Linked DNA regions of Homo sapiens: region 2 is linked to region 1. The links are chromatin loops, found by intact Hi-C in ENCODE. Cell type or tissue: CD4-positive, alpha-beta T cell. All regions are shown on one strand.

What was found. Peaks named below come from ENCODE experiments on the same cell type or tissue, not always from the same donor. Only the 100,000 strongest peaks of a DNase experiment are listed, where the experiment ranks them.
Region 2: it touches region 1 in a loop (2.2-fold over the local background); 3 of 110 quality-filtered maps call a loop at or near these places.

What each region holds. Positions count from the first base shown.
Region 1 is chr3:32,506,095-32,514,094 of GRCh38, forward strand. It overlaps MIR548AY (microRNA 548ay), which reads right to left and starts at 295; the gene lies at 189-295. It also overlaps the pseudogene RPL31P18. In CD4-positive, alpha-beta T cell, a CTCF peak has its summit at 4,214 (motif pointing right); a DNase peak (open chromatin) is centred at 4,227.
Region 2 is chr3:32,110,744-32,118,743 of GRCh38, forward strand. The region is part of intron 1 of GPD1L (glycerol-3-phosphate dehydrogenase 1 like); the gene reads left to right. Among named protein-coding and RNA genes, the nearest start is that of GPD1L, 8.1 kb to the left of the region's middle. In CD4-positive, alpha-beta T cell, no CTCF peak of the experiment used is centred here; a DNase peak (open chromatin) is centred at 4,248; H3K4me3 peaks cover 1,212 bases; H3K27ac peaks cover 1,687 bases.

The DNA of each region.
Region 1 (8,000 bases):
AGAGATGCAGCATAATTTATTGCAAAAGAAAAAAAAATTTTGAAAGCTAAGTACAAAATAGACATCACACCCTGAGAGAGAGAGAGAATTCAGGGCAGGCTGCTCGTAAGGATGAGACAACATTGATTATTGCTGGAGGTTATTGCTAATCATGTATTATTTGCATGATTATTCATAAGGAGGTGGGAAGAAGTGTTACCGTTAGGTTCGTGCAAGAGTAATCGCGGTTTTGGCCATTACTTTAAATGCAAAAACCACAATTACTTTTGCACCAACCTAGTAGTAAGCATCTTCTGGTTGGTCCTCTGGCTGCACATGTGCAGTAGCTGTGCACCCATGTTCCTCCCTCAGGTGTCCCATTAGCATTGTAAATCTCCACCCAAGGGCATGTTTTTTGCTATTATAATGAGCAAAAGGTCAGTTTGAGGACAGGTAAAATCAAAGTGCTCATGCTCTCTATAGAAGAAATTTCCTACTGAAGATAGCTTTGCTCGACTGAGTTCAATCACAATTCAAATGCTGAGGCTTATTGTGTTGACTGTTGGGGTCACCATGGTTGCTGCGTCCTGAGGATATGGGCACTTCCTTGACTGCCTATCCTGCCTCAGTACTACTTTTTCAGTTCAGAGTTTAATTTTTTTCAGCAGTTCCTGCTAAACAATTTTTCACTGGCCCTCTTATCGGTATTAGCACAGTTAGGCAATACTGTGGATACAAAGTTAGATTATAGACGCTATCCTACAATGATACCACAGTAATGTCCACAAAGAACTATGTTACAAAATAGAAAGAGATATGTGTTATAGAAGAGATACAAATTAAATATGTTGCTAATTCGGAGCAGAGAGAAATAACTTTCAGTTTAAAGGATCACTACAGTGGAGCTTCAAGATGGGGTTAAACTATACTTCGGTTTGGACATGCAGATACAGGGCAGAAAGTATTCAGGCAGTAGGGTGGTATGAAGGAAGGCAAAGAAAGTGTGCATAGGCACAGTGAATGAAGGGAGCAGGAAAGGACAGAGTAGTTAAGGAATATAAGCTCGAGATCAAATTTTGGAAGGCTTTGAAAATCAAGCTAAGGAACTGGGCCTTTCCATTATTGTTGGGTAATGAAGAACCCCCAACGAGTTTTAGGAAGGGGAGTGAAATGATCGGAGCTTTTCCTTGGGGATATTTTTCTAGTAGCCTTGAGCGCAGTGGTTACAGAGATCCAAGTAAGGGCTATTGTAAAAGTTCAGGAGAGAGGGAATAGAAGCTTAAACTCTGACGTTAATCATGGGGATGGCACCAAGAGAACCTTGGAGGTAAAACCAGTGAGATTTGAGGACTGATTTGTTTAGAGAGTAAGAAAGGAACTGGAGCAGGTGCCAATATTTCAAGTCTGGGTAACAAGGAGATTGAGGGAGAATAATAACAGAGAGGTAATATAGGAGGCAGTAACTCTTATTGATGTCAAAGTACAAATTTCAAAAAATTAAAAAGATAACTTTCATACAAGCATATAGTAAGCCTGCTTCAAAGATTTATCTAATTTATTAATAGGCTGGGCTCATGCCTGTAATCCAGGCAGGAGGATTCCTTGTGTCCAGGAGTTCGAGACCAGACTAGACCCCATCTCTAAAAAAAAAAAAAGAAAGAAAGAAAAAAAAATTAGCTGAGTGTGGAGGCATATGCCTGTAGTCCCAGCTACTTGGGAGGTTGAGGTAGAAGGATCGCTTGAGCCCGGGAAGTTGAGGCTACAGTGAGCCTTGATTGTGCCATTGTGCCACTGCACTTCAGCCCAGGTGACAGAGTGAGACCTTGTCTTAAAAAAATAAAATAAAATAAAATATTGCCTTTCCAACTTGGACCCAACAGAATGGCTTCCGCAAAGAAGGGTGGCCAAAAGAAAAAGGGCCGTTCTGCTATCAACGAGGTGGTGACCCAAGAATACACCATCAACATTCACAAGCGCACCCATGGAGTGCGCTTCAAGAAGTGTGCCCCTTGGGCACTCAAAGAGATTCGGAAATTTGCCATGAAGGAGATGGTAGCTCCAGACATGTGCGTTGCTACCAGGCTCAACAAAGCTGTCTGGGCCAAAGGAATAAGGAATGTCTCATACCGAATCCGTGTGCGATTATCCAGAATAAGGATGAAGATTCACCAAATAAGCTCTATACTTTGGTTACCTATGTACCGGTTACCACTTTCAAAAATCTACAGACAGTCAATGTGGATGAGAACTAATTGCTGATGGTCAAATACATCAAAGTTATAAAATTGCAAAAAAAAAACAACCTAATTTATTAGTTAAGTAATCAGAAGAATGTAAAACTGGTTTATAGGCGGTTATGAGAGGGGTGTGTGTGTGTGTGTGTGTGTGTGTGTGTGTGTGTGTGTATTCAGTGAAAGAAAAAAAATAATGCTAAGATAAGATTGCTAGGTTAAATCCAAAACTGGTTTATGGTTTACCGGAAAATAAAATTGTTATCTTTGTGATGAACTCTAACACAGATAAATCATTTTTATCTCCCTCTAACAAAAATAATTTGCAATTTACCAATTTTCTATAATTAATACCTTAATTATGGAATCTGGGCCCAACTCAGTAATAAATACTAACTCAAAGAAAATTGTCTTTCCCTAGACGATCAGATGACCCTTAGGAGGGTTTTGTAGACCATGCTCTAGTCTAGGGGTCTGCAAACTTTTTCTTTAAAGAACCGGATAGTAACTATTTTAGGCTATGAGAGCCATATGGTCTCTGTCGCAACTACTCAACTCAACTGTTGTTGTAAAACAAAAGCAGCTGTGGATGATATAGTAACAAATGGGTGTGGCTGTGTTCCAATACAACTTTTATAACAGCAGGCAATAGGCTGAGCGCCGTGGCTCACGCCTGTAATCCTAGAACTTTGGGAGGGCAAGGCAGGCGGATCACCTGAAGTCAGGAGTTCAAGAGCAGCCTGGCCAACATGGTGAAACCCCCTCTAAAATACAAAAATTAGCTGGGAATAATGGCAGGTGCCTGTAATCCCAGCTACTCAGGAGGCTGAGACAGGAGAATCGCTTGAACCCAGGAGATGGTGGTTGCAGTGAGCCGAGATCACGCCACTGCACTCCAGCCTAGGCGACACTGTCTCAAAAACATAAAATTAAATTAAAAATTAAAATTAAAAAATAATAAAAGCGGGCAGTAGGCTGGATTTGGCCCACAAACCATAGTTTGCTAGCCCCTGCTCTAGTTCAGTAGTTCTCAAACTTAAGTGATCATGAGAATCCCCCGGAAGGCTTGTTAAACCACAGATTGCTGGATCCAACTTCCAGAGTTTCAGACTCAGTAGATCTTGGGTGGAACCTGAAAATTTGCACTCCTAACAAGTTCCCAGGTGATGATGATGCTGCTGGTCTAGGGACCACACTCCACACTTTGAGAACTACTGTGCTAATATGACATTGAAAGGGCACTTGGTAATCCTTATTTCCAGGTTTTGGGTCATTTGTTCCAACAAAGGGAAGATGAAGAACTCAGATTAGGGCACACTGAGATTGAGGTGCCAGAGGGCATCAAGCGGAGTTTGTGGTAAATAGTTTCAAATTTGGATCTGGAGGCTGGGCGCGGTGGCTCACACCTGTAATGCGAGCACTTTGGGAGGCCGATATGGGCCAATGACTTGAGGCTAGGAGTTCAAGACCAGCCCAGCCAACATGGTGAAACCCTGTCTCTACTAAAAATACAAAAATCAGTCGGGCGTAGTGGCGCATGACTGTAATCCCAGCTACTCGGGAGGCTGAGGCACCAGCTCTGTTTAAAAAAAAAAAAAAAGGATCTGGAGCATTGGAGGAAATAAAGCATTTGGGAAATACTCATAGAACTAAATAGTTACAGTCATAAAAGTGCTAAGGGGATGAACTTATAGGAAGAAGAGGATTTAGGCCAGAACTTTGGAAGGAGTAGGAAAGAAGGTGAAGAAGAGCCAAGAAAATAAAGCAGTGGTTAAAGAGCGGGAAGAGACAAGAGCAGTGATGTGAAGGCAAAGAAGAGTCTTAAATTGTATGAATATTTCCAAATTCCACAAAGTGTCCAAGAATGCCAGATAAGCAAGAACTTTGGATCAGAGATCTCCTAGGAGAGACAGCTTATCAAAGTTCCTCTCCCAACAAAACTAGACTAGAGAATAAGCAAGTAACATCATCAACCTCCACATTTTCTTTACACCAGCAGAGGGCCGCAAAGGCAAAGGAATGCTAAGGCTTCTGCACTCACCAGTGCAGGGTTAGTTCTTAGGTGTCATTAGGGGAAAAGATTGTGTGTCACTTAACCTCCTTGCTTCCATCATTATTTGGTTATTTTAGTCCAGGACAGTTTGACCACGTGAGTGAGGGATGTGATAAAGAAAGGAAGGAGCTTCTGAGTGCCTGGGGAAGGGAAAGGGTGGGGTCCAATTTGGAATTTGGATTGCAGGGAGACCCTGTCATCCCCAGGCAGCCCTAACACAAAGTCTAACCTCATAATGAGTGCCATTGCAGGTCATACAATCAATCTTACAGGTTTTGTCTTCATTATTGATTAAATTTTATTTTTTGAAAATATGAAACATTGATAAAGGTTTCAAAAGTAGAAACATACAAAAAGGTTCACTTAGAGAAATGTCACTCAGTCTCTATGCCTTCCACCTGATTCCCACCCACCCCTCCACTGTAAGTAACAAATTTTGTTAGTTTCTGGTTATCTTTCCTGTGTTTCTTTAGTGGAAAGGGACAGATACAGATGGGTATGTGTGTTACATATATATTAGTACTTTTTATTTTCATTTATCAATACATCCTAGAAGTTACTCTATATCAGTTCATAGAAATCAATTTCATTTGAAAAAAATTGTAGTTACTCCATCATGCAGCTATGTCACAGTTTATTTAGCCAGTTTCCTATCCATACGCATTTAGGTTGTTCCCACTATTTTGCAATTACAAATGGTGAATAAATCTGTGAATGTTACTTTTATATTGTGAATAATACTTTTGTATTACTTTTGTATCTTTAGGGTCAGTTCCTAGGCATGTGATTACTGAGTAGGCATATGCAATTTTGTTAAACTGCAAATTTCATTCACTAGAGGCTATATACTATTTGGCACTCCCTCGAGCAGTGAAGGAGTGCATGTATTTCTCCATTGCCTCTCCAACACTGTGGTCAAGCCTTTGAATTTTTTTCATTCTGATAGGGAGAAATAATATTTCAGTGTAGTTTTTTTTTCTTTGTTTGAGACAGACTTTCCCTCTGTCACCCAGTCTGGAGTGCAATGGCATGATCTTGGCTCACTGCAACCTCTGCCTTCCCGGCTCAAGCAATTCTCCTGCCTCAGCCTCCTAAGTAGCTGGAACTACAGGCATGCACTACCACGCCCGACTAATTTTTGCATTTTTAGTAGAGACAGGGTTTCACCATGTTGGCCAGGCTGGTCTCGAACTCCTGACCTGAACTGATCCACTAGCATTGACCTCCCAAAGTGCTGAGATCACAGGTATGAGCCACCGCGCCCGGCCTCAGTGTAGTTTTAATGTGTACTTCTCCCATGAGGAAAGCTGAACATATTTTCATATCAAGGGCCATTTTTATGTTATTTTTGATTTGTCTGTTCATGTCTTTTTTTTTTTTTTTTTTTTTGAGACAGAATCTTGCTCTGTTGCCAGGTTGGAGTGTAGGGACGCAACCTCGGCTCACTGCAATCTCTGCCTCTCAGGTTCAAGCGATTCTCCTGCCTCAGCCTCCCGAGTAGCTGGGACTACAGGCACGTGCCACCACACCCGGCTAATTTTTTGTATTTTAGTAGAGATGGGGTTTCACCATGTTGGCCAGGATGGTCTCGATCTCCTGACCTTGTGATCTGCCTGCCTCAGCCTCCCAAAGTGCTGGGATTACAGGCGTGAGCCACCGCGCCCGGCCAAGACAGGGTTTTGCTTTGTCGCCCAGAGCTGGATGGAGTACAATGGCTTGATCTCAGCTTACTGCAACCTCCTACACCCGGGCTCAAGCCATCCTCCTGCCTCAGCCTCCTGAGTAGCTGGGACTATAGGCACGCACACCCAGCTAATTTTTGTATTTTTTTGTACACCACCAGGGGTTCCTTACAGAGGTTCTGTAAAGTAGACTATTTTCAAAAGACTACTAAGAAGTCATTTGCCTTTTTCACTGAGGACATTTGTTTGCACTGCTAGTGGAGTAAAACTGCCAGCACCGTAGCACAAAACAAGGCAGTGGTGCCAAACTCTATTTGTAGTCATTGTATTCTTCACCACTACATGGGAAAAAATAAAGCCAGTTTCACTTAAAAAATTCCCTTGATGAACAAGTAAATGATTAATTTTGTTACATTGCAGTCATTTAGTACCAGTCCTTTTACAATTGTATGTGATAAGATAGGAAGTACACCTATAGCATTTCTGCTGCATGCTGAGTGACAATGGCAGCTCTAGGAGAAGAACTGGTGCTATTGAGTTATAAGTAAGCAAAACTAGCCACTTTTTTCACCATCTTACTTGAAAGAACAGGTTTCCAGATTTAGGTATTTGGCAGACATTTTCTCAAAAATGAACAAAATAAGCCTGTCAATACAAGGAATACAACTGACAGCATTTGTTGCCATTCATAACATTTGAACTTTCCAATAAAATTAGCATTTTGGAACACTTGTATGTAACCAGTGAGCTTGATAGCTTCCCAACACTTAGACTTTTCTAGTGAGATTAGTAGTAATATTAACAAATGGGCCTTTTTTTTTTTTTTTTTTTTTTTTTTTGAGACAGAGTCTCCCTATGTTGCCCAGGCTGGTCTCAAACTCCTAGGCTCAAGTGGTCCTCGCATCTCAGCCTCCTGAGTAGCTGGGACTACAGGTGTGCACCACCATGTCAGGCTACAGTGTGATTTTTTTGAAGAAATGTCAATATTTGGAAGATCCTTTTTTGTGTGATTTTTTTAATGAAATATCAATACTTGGAAGATCCTTGAAACTCAGTAAACTGATATTTTCTAAAAGATCAATAAATTGATGTTACAAACTCACATAGGGGTAACAATCTATTCAAAGTGTAGGATAGGACCAGGTGCGGTGGCTGACGCCTGTAATCCCAGCACTTTGTGAGGCCAAGGCAGGTGGATCACTTCAGTCCAGGAGTTAAAGACCAGCCTGGGCAACATTGTGAAACCCCATCTCTACAAAAAAATACAAAAAAAAATTAGCTGGGTGTGATGATGTGCCCTGGAAGTCCCAGCAACTCTGGAGGCTGAGGTGGGAGGATCGCTTGAGCCTAGGAGGTGGAGGTTGCAGTGAGCTGAGATGGAGCCACTGCACTCCAGCCTGGGTGACAGAGCTGTCTCAAAAAAAATTAAAATTAAAATTTAAAAAAATTTTTTTAAAAGAGTAGGATAGACCAATGGATTCCACACTACATTTAATCCTTAAAAAACTAACACTTGTCAAGTTTTAGCCTCAAAAAAGAAAATTCACAATTATTTGGAAAAGCTATTAAAATATTCCTATCTTTTCCACCTACATATCTGTGAAGCTGGATTTTCTTTATAGAATTCAACCAAAACAACGTAACACATAAAATTGAATGCAGCAAATATGAGAATGCAGCTGTTCTTCTATCACGCAAGACATTAAAGAGATTTACAAAAATATAAAACAATGACATTATTTTCAATACTTTTTTGTTTGTTTGGGGAAAGTTATATTCCATTAAAAATGTTATTTATGTTAACCCATAAAAATTATTTGTTATTTATAAATGAACTAATATTTAAAATGTTTAAGTTTTATTCCAATATGGTAAATATAAATGAATATTACAAACATTTTCAAAAGCTCTTTGGGGTCCTTAACAAGTAGGAGTGCAAAGAAGTCCTGTGACCAAAAAATTTGAGAATTACTGTATTTAAGTTTTAAAAAATATTCCTAACCCAAGATAAGATGGAAAAGAGTTGTTACCAACTAATTCTAAAAAGACTGTGGT
Region 2 (8,000 bases), 400 kb before region 1:
CCGCAGGTGCAGGGAGGGACTTCCTAACCTGCATGACTTTTCCTGACCCTGTAAATTTGATTTGGAAAAACAACAAAAGCTTCTCAGGTTCTTTCAAAGATGAAACAGTTTCTTTTTTCTTTTTTTGTTTTTGTTGTTGTTGAGACAGAGTCAGCTCTGTTACCCAGGCTAGAGTGCAATGGCACCATCTTGGCTCACTGCAACCTCCATCTGCTGGGTTCTAGCGATTCTCATGCCTCCGCCTTCTGAGTAGCTGGGATTACAGGTGGGCACCACCATGCCCGGCTAAGTTTTATATTTTTAGTACAGACAGGGTTTTGCCGTGTTGGCCAGGTTGGTCTTGAACTCCTGGCCTCAAATAGTCTGCCCGCCTTGGCCTCCCAAAGTGCTGGGATTATAGGCATCAGCCACAGTGCCTGGCCCAAAGTTTCTTTCTTTTAACCAGCACCTTGGGAAGATCACCCAGACAAAGTGCAAAATAAAGTTCTAGAGTTAAAACCTCAGGGCTGTATTTACAGCCAAACCCTTGTGATAGGAAGCATATGTCCAGAAACACATCCTAAATCTCCTTTGGAGGCAGGGTAGTGCAGTGGTATAAGAAAGAGCTTGGGAATCTGACTGCCTACGTTTCTGCCTGGGTCTCCCACTTGGCAGCTCTGAGGCCTTGGGAAAAGCGCTTCTCTCTAAGAATCATGTATTGATACCTGCTGTCTGGGATTATGGTTAGGATTAAATGAAATGATCTGGGGAGAGTGCATGGTGACTAGCACTCAGTAAATGACAGTTGCTATTAGTATTATTAGTTTCATCATCCTTGATGGACCTGTCATTAAGTCACAAAATGGACTGGTTTGGGGTTTGGCCAAGGGGTAGAGAGGCAGAGGATAGGAGAGAAGACAGGAGATGAGGAGAGAGGCTGATAGACAGCTGGAGGAGTGTCCTTGGGAGTTGCCTATCTCTTGCCCTTGTTTTCACATCACCCCACAGCCTGACATTTTCTCTGATACCGAAGGTCAAGGAGAGCTTTGGCCCACTTTGCTCTGATGACTGAAGCTGGACCTGTGACTCTGTCTTTTTTTTTTTTTTGGTCTGCTGGAACTGGCTGGGTGCAGCATCCTGGCTGTTCATCCGCCCTGGGCACCCTTTTGTCTGTGCTACTCAGTTTCTGTTGTGATTCTCACCACACAGAGAGCTCAGAAACAATTTGAGTGACTATAAGTTAGCTCCTTTATGGTCAGAAATAATCCTTCCCTGAGGACAGGCGCACGGACACACTTCTGCCTTGGAAGTTGGAGTGAGAGTTGATAGGATGGACTGGAGATGAACTGGGAAGAGACTTAGAGTTCCCTTGTGGGCTAAGATGAGAAAGTTTGTACGGCTTTTTAAAAAGTAATATTTAATCACCTGTTTCCTTCATCTCCCCCACCTGTTTGGTATACAAATCATGAGTGGGGCTGGGTGCAGTGGCTCATGCCTATAACCTCAATACTTTGGGAGGCTGAGGTGGAGAATCATTTGAGCCCCACAATTTGAGTCCAGCCTGAGAAACATAGCAAGACCCTGTCTCTAAATCTAAAAAATAAATAAATAAAATATAAATAAAACTCATGGCCGGGCGCAGTGGCTCATGCCTGTAATCCCAACACTTTGGGAGGCTGAGGTAGGTGGACTGGTTGAGCCTAGGAGTTCAAGACCAGCCTAGACAACTTAGTGAGACCCTGTCTGTACAAAAAAAATACAAAAATTAGCTGGGCATGATGGCATGCGCCTGTAGTCCCACCCACTTGGGAGGCTAAGGCAGGAGAATCACTTGAGCCCAGGAGGCAAAGGTTGCAGTGAGCCAAGATGGCACCATTGCACTCCAGCCTGGGTGACAGGAGGGAAACCCTATCTCAAAAAAATATATATAATATAATAATGACTACTATTCTAGGAATGAGTCGAGAGCTCCCAGTGTCTTACCTTAACCTTTCATTTCTTAACCTTTACCTCTTGCTTCATTCTTCCATTCTATCTCCTTCTCTTCCTTAAGAGGCATAAATATAATAATTTATCATTTTCTGTGTGTCATGTACATGATGTTATTTCGTTTAAACATGTGACAGGCCTGTGGGGTACTATTATTATAACCCTATGTTAGATGACATAACTAAGATTTAGAGAAAACTTGCTTAAGTCAACAGTTAGTAGGTGGACTTGAAACCCAGATCCTTTTAACCCCAAAGACCATGTTTCCATAAATTCTTACCATTTTCAGTGTGAAGCATACTTTCACATGAGGATAAATATCATTTTCATAAAAATGTTGAGTATCCTCCCAACAAAATCCAATTTTATATTCTCCTTCTGAGAAATAAAATGGAAGCAAGGCCTTAAAAATCATCTCATTCAGTTTCCCACCAATGTAGTCATCCCTTCTCCTATAGATATGACAGATGATTATAGTTTACTATTTTCAAGGCAATTGATCTTAAAATTAATTAGAGGATTAATTGTTGAAAAAATCTTATCTTTTTTTTTCTTTGTATGTGAAGAAAAATCTTAGGAAAATCTAAGCTAAAAATCTATCACCTCTAACTTTTACCTGTTAATCCCAGAGCAACACTTAGGTGAGCCTACTCTTCTCTAAGTCATGTCCCTTTGGACAGAAAAGTCACATATCTCCTAAATCTTGTCTCTGGCAGGCCAAGTAGCATCCCCAAGTCTCTCAGTGGTTGCAGGTGGACAGTAGTTTCTGGGATCCTCACCATCTGTGTCACCATTCTCCTTTCCCTTTCCTCCTCCCCAACTGGGTGATGTCAGGAACTAAGCTCACTGTGCCAGAAGTGTCCTGGGCTCCCATAAGGTTATACTGGTGACACTTTGTAGTTATTCTGCTTTGAGGCTCAGTCTCTTCCACAATTGGAAGAGGAGAACTGAATCAGTCATCTCTCACTGCCTAACAGTCTACCCCCAAACTTAGTGGCTTCAGACAGCAATCATTTATTAGCTCATGATTCTGGGGTTTAACAATGTGGGCTGACTAACCTGGCAGATTTTCTGCTGATCTAGCCTAGGCTCACTCATATGGCTGTGGTTGGCTGGTGACTTGGTTGGACACTCTCACCCACCTTTTTTTTGTTGTTATTTTTTGGGAGTCTCACTCTGTCACCCAGGCTGGAGTACAGTGGCATGATCACAATGCATTGCAGCCTCAACCTCCAAGGCTCAAGCAATCCTCCCACCTTAACCTCCCGAGTAGCTGGGACTAGAGGCACACACCACCATGCCTGGCTAATCTTCAGATTTCATCATAGAGGTGGGGTCTCACTATGTTGCCCAAGCTGATTTCGAACACCTGGGCTCAAGTGATCCTCCTGCCTTGGCCTCCCAAAGTACTGGGATTACAGGCATGGGCCACCACACCCAGCCTGGCTGGGACTCTTGGTCCTAGATGACCTCCTTCATGTCTGGCAGTGGGCAGGCTTCAGCCAGCGTGACAGGGGTGACCAGCCCACATGTCTTTCATCCTTCAGCAGGCTAGCTTAGGCTTCTCCATATGGTGGTTGGGTTCTAACAAGAGTAAGAGAAGGCAAACCTTCATGAACTTAATAGGCACTTTTCAAGCTGTAGCACGAATTGGGCCAGATGCTTTTCTAGTCCATGTGTTCAGAAGAGTCATAGTTTCCTAAATCTGTGGCTTTAAATTTTTTGACTTGCAACTAGCTGACATACAATTTTATATTATGATGGAGGATACTTCATATCCAACCAGAAACAAATGTTTCACAGTAACAAATGTTACTATGGGTGATTAACTGTGATCTCTTCTCCTTATATTTATTTTGTGCCTGCATAACCTTCAGTTTGAGAAACACTGTCCTAGATAGTAAAACAGTTTCTCATTCTTATTGTTTCCGGACTTGGTTCCTTCCGGTGGGTTCTTGGTCTCGCTGACTTCGAGAATGAAGCCGCGGACCCTCACGGTGAGTGTTACAGTTCTTAAAGATGGTGTGTTCAGAGTTTGTTCCTTCAGATGTTCAGATGTGTTCGGAGTTTCTTCCTTCCAGTGGGTTCGTGGTCTCGCTGACTTCAGGAGTGAAGCCACAGACCTTCCCAGTGAGTGTTACAGCTCTTAAAGGTGGCGCGTTCAGAGTTGTTTGTTCCTCCAGGTGGGTTTGTGGTCTCGCTTACTTCAGGAGTGAAGCCGCAGACCTCTGTAGTGAGTGTTACAGCTCATAAAGGTAGTACAGACCCAAAGAGTGAGCAGCAGCAAGATTTATTGTGAAGAGCGAAAGAACAAAGCATCCACGGAGTAGAAGGAGACCTGAGCCGGTTGCCACCACTGGCTGGGGTGGCCAGCTTCTATTCCTTTATTTGGCCCTGCCCACAACCTGCTGATTGGTCCGTTTTACAGAGTGCTGATTGGTCCATTTTACAGAGTGCTGATTGATGCATTTTATAGAGTGCTGATTGGTGCATTTACAATCCTTTAGCTAGACACAGAGTGCTGATTGGTGCATTTACAATCCTTTAGCTAGACACAGAGTGCTGACTGGTGTGTTTTTCCAGAGTACTGATTGGTGCATTTATAATCCTTTAGCTAGACACAGAGTGCTGATTGGTGCATTTTTACAGAGTGCTGATTGGTGCGTTTACAATACTTTAGCTAGGCAGAAAAGTTCTCCAAGTCCCCACTGGACCCAAGAAGTCCAGCTGGCTTCACCTCTCATTATCATTACAGCCAGAGTCACATGTATGTCCTAAGAAAACTATATCCTCATCATTTGGATTTTCTCTACCCGGTTTTTCCAGTGCTGAAGAAAGGAAGTGGTTTGCATGGGTTATAGGCAAAAAAAGAACCAAAGAATTTGTGTTTCTCCAGTCCTGGAGGAGGAGGAGAACTCTAACCTAATAGCCCTAACACTGGCCATCTGGACAGAAATATCCCCAAGCTGAAATTAGTAATTCATGTAGCTACCTCAGCTTGATGGAAATGTCTTCAAGCATCTAAACCCTTTTCGTGTACGTTGAACTTTTTTTTTTTTTTTTTTTTTTTTTTTTTTTTTTTTTTTTTTTTTTTTGAGACGGAGTCTCGCTCTGTTGCACAGGTTGGAGTGCAGTGGCACGATCTTGGCTCACTGCAACCTCCACCTCCCGGGTTCAAGCAATTCTCCTGCCTCAGCCTCCGAGTAGCTGGGACTGCAGGCATGTGCCACCACGCCAGGCTAATTTTTTTGTATTTTTAGTAGAGACGGGGTTTCACCGTGTTAGCCAGGATGGTCTCGATCTCCTGACCTCGTGATGTGCCCGCCTCGGCCTCTCAAAGTGCTGGGTTTACAGATGTGAGCCACCGTGCCCGGCCAGGTTGAACTTTTTAAGTTGGGTTTCTTGAGTGGATCCACCCAGTGAGAGGAAGTGCCTTTTGTAGACTGTACTCCATGGTTCTCCATTGTGTGGGTCGTCTGTTGAAATTCTGCATGTGCAAACACTTTGACAACTGTAATATGTTATATAAATGTTAGAAATGATTATGGATAAATTTGCATTATCACATATAATTAAGTGACCATGCATTCACATTTGTCTTCAACTGTGGTTTATACTTGTCCCAGTCTAATTTCAGAGCATTCTCAAAAGGATCTTGTTTTAAACAACAAATCTTATGGTAACCTGCTTAAAAGGAACTCTTGTGAGTTTGAGTAACATGATTCTGATCCTCACAACCAGGACCAGCAATGATGGCAGATAAATTTCATCTCAGGCACTGACTCTAGTTGATTAATGGTGGCTGCAGAGAGTTTTGTGTTGAGAAGGATTCTGGGGAAGAGAGTAGCTTTGCCAGGAAAGGGTGCTGTGACCTACGATAGCAAGCTGGGGTGGGGATTGGGGTGGGGACTGACAGCATCTAGCTTGGACTGATTTACTACTACCAATTTTACTACTACTCATATTTAAATTTACTACTACTTGGACTAGTTACTTCTACCAAAGGAGAACCCATCTGTGAGGCCTTGACTGACACAGCCAGCTCATGCTCAGCTTTGGCCCACAGCTGCACAAATGTTAGATTCAGTAGTAAGGACTATCCCGGTTAACCCCTTAAGCACTTTATGTGTTATCTGAGTTAATCCTCACAGTATGAGGTACTGTATTGTCATCATCCTTATTTTATAATAAGTCTGAGCTTACAGAAGTTATGTAATGTGTTCTAAGTTACACAGATACTATGCAGTAGAGTGGTTGAAGTTCTCTGCCTTCCTGCCCACTTGAAATGTGGCTATTCGGACTACATTTAAATGTTAACTAATTAAAATGTAAATACTATGTGTAGCTACGTATGCAGTGGAGCTCTACATACTTATTTTCTCCTTGCTTTTTCATGTAACTGTGTCTTGAAGCCCTTTCCATATCTATACATAAAGAACATCTTCATTCTTTTTTATACTTGTATAATATTGCTGGGTATAGGTATGCTTTTGTTTAATCAGTTTCCTCTTGATGGATATTCTAAGAGTTCTGCAGTGAATAGCCTTATACTGAACCATCTGCATATATGTTGGTGGAAGCCAGAACAATACATGAGAAATAATTTAGTCATGATTTCTTATTTCATTTTTCACTTTGTAATAAGCAAGTATGAGGAAGGTGGACAGTAACATTCCAGCTGTAGAGGGCCTAGAAACATAAGCAGAAAAGAGATTTGTTTGTTCTGGATTACCTAGCATGTCTGGTGTAGAGCTCAGGTTTGAAAGCTGAGATTTTGCATTGTTGAGACTCTGGTGGATGTTTGGAAATGGTTTTCAGTAATTCTCATTATCCAGGAATGCGGGCAGGGGTGTATAGTCTTTCAGTTGTTATGTCAACAGAGACCAAGTGCCAGGTGGCTGTTAGAATTTGCACTGCATGGTTCTTTCCATTATCAATAGATGGGCTTGCAGAATGTATTTATCTAAAAAGTTTGTGCTAGGATGTAGAATATGCTTGTTTGAAGCACCATGGACAGTTTGGTTCTCTGCCATCCTTGCTTAAGACTGGTGGTCCTTAAAGGCAATTTGAGACTGTGACTTAGACATTCTCCAGGACCCTGTGTGTTGTTCTCCTGAGTGGGCAGGTAGATTCTCCTGCTACCTATGTCTTTGATTCCGATCTGAATTAATCACTGACCATTCCTCCATTCACTCAGATGAACATTGTTCCCATGGTGTGTGGGGTTGATAGCATGGCTGACCAGGTCATGGATAGCCATTTTTGTACAGGCTGACAGAGGTGTGGTCCATCCCAAACTGCTCCTACTTGGCTGCTCTGAAAACATATTGAAGTAAGTATCAACTAAAATGAGACTTAGGGGGCATCTGTGGATTTCAGTTAAACCTCCATAGCTTCTATTTTCTGGTTGGCTAACAGGCCTTGGGACTTGCTGAAACTTGTCTGCTTTGGATTCGGGGTCTGTTAAAATATCTAAATGGGAATGATTTAAAATCAGAATAAAAAAATAAACTAACACATGCCTGTTTGGGAAAATTTGGAAAAGATAGGCAAGTATGAAGAACACAATAACATTTGCTTGTAAACTTACCAACAAGAAAGGATGTATTCATGCAACAAATGTTTGTTGTGCATCTACTATGTCAACACTTCAATGTGCATGTGAATCTCTTGGGGATTGTGTTACAGAGCAGATTCTGATTCAGCAGGTCTGGGGTAGGGCCTGAGGTTCAGCATTTCTAACACGCTCTCAGGGATATATTCACTGCTGGTCCACGAACTGCACTTTTAATAGGATCTGACCATAGGCTGGGTCTTATGCTTGTTCTTGTGTGTTTTCTTGCCATCCTTTTTAAGTGTGTATGTTTTTTTAATTGTGACAAAATACACATAACATAAAATTTACCACCTTAACCATTTTTAAGCATACGGTTTAGTAGGGTTAAGAATGTTCACATTGTTCGTATTGAAAACAATGAAAATATTGAAAAGAATTAGATCTCCAGAATTCTTTTCATCTTGCAAATCTGAAA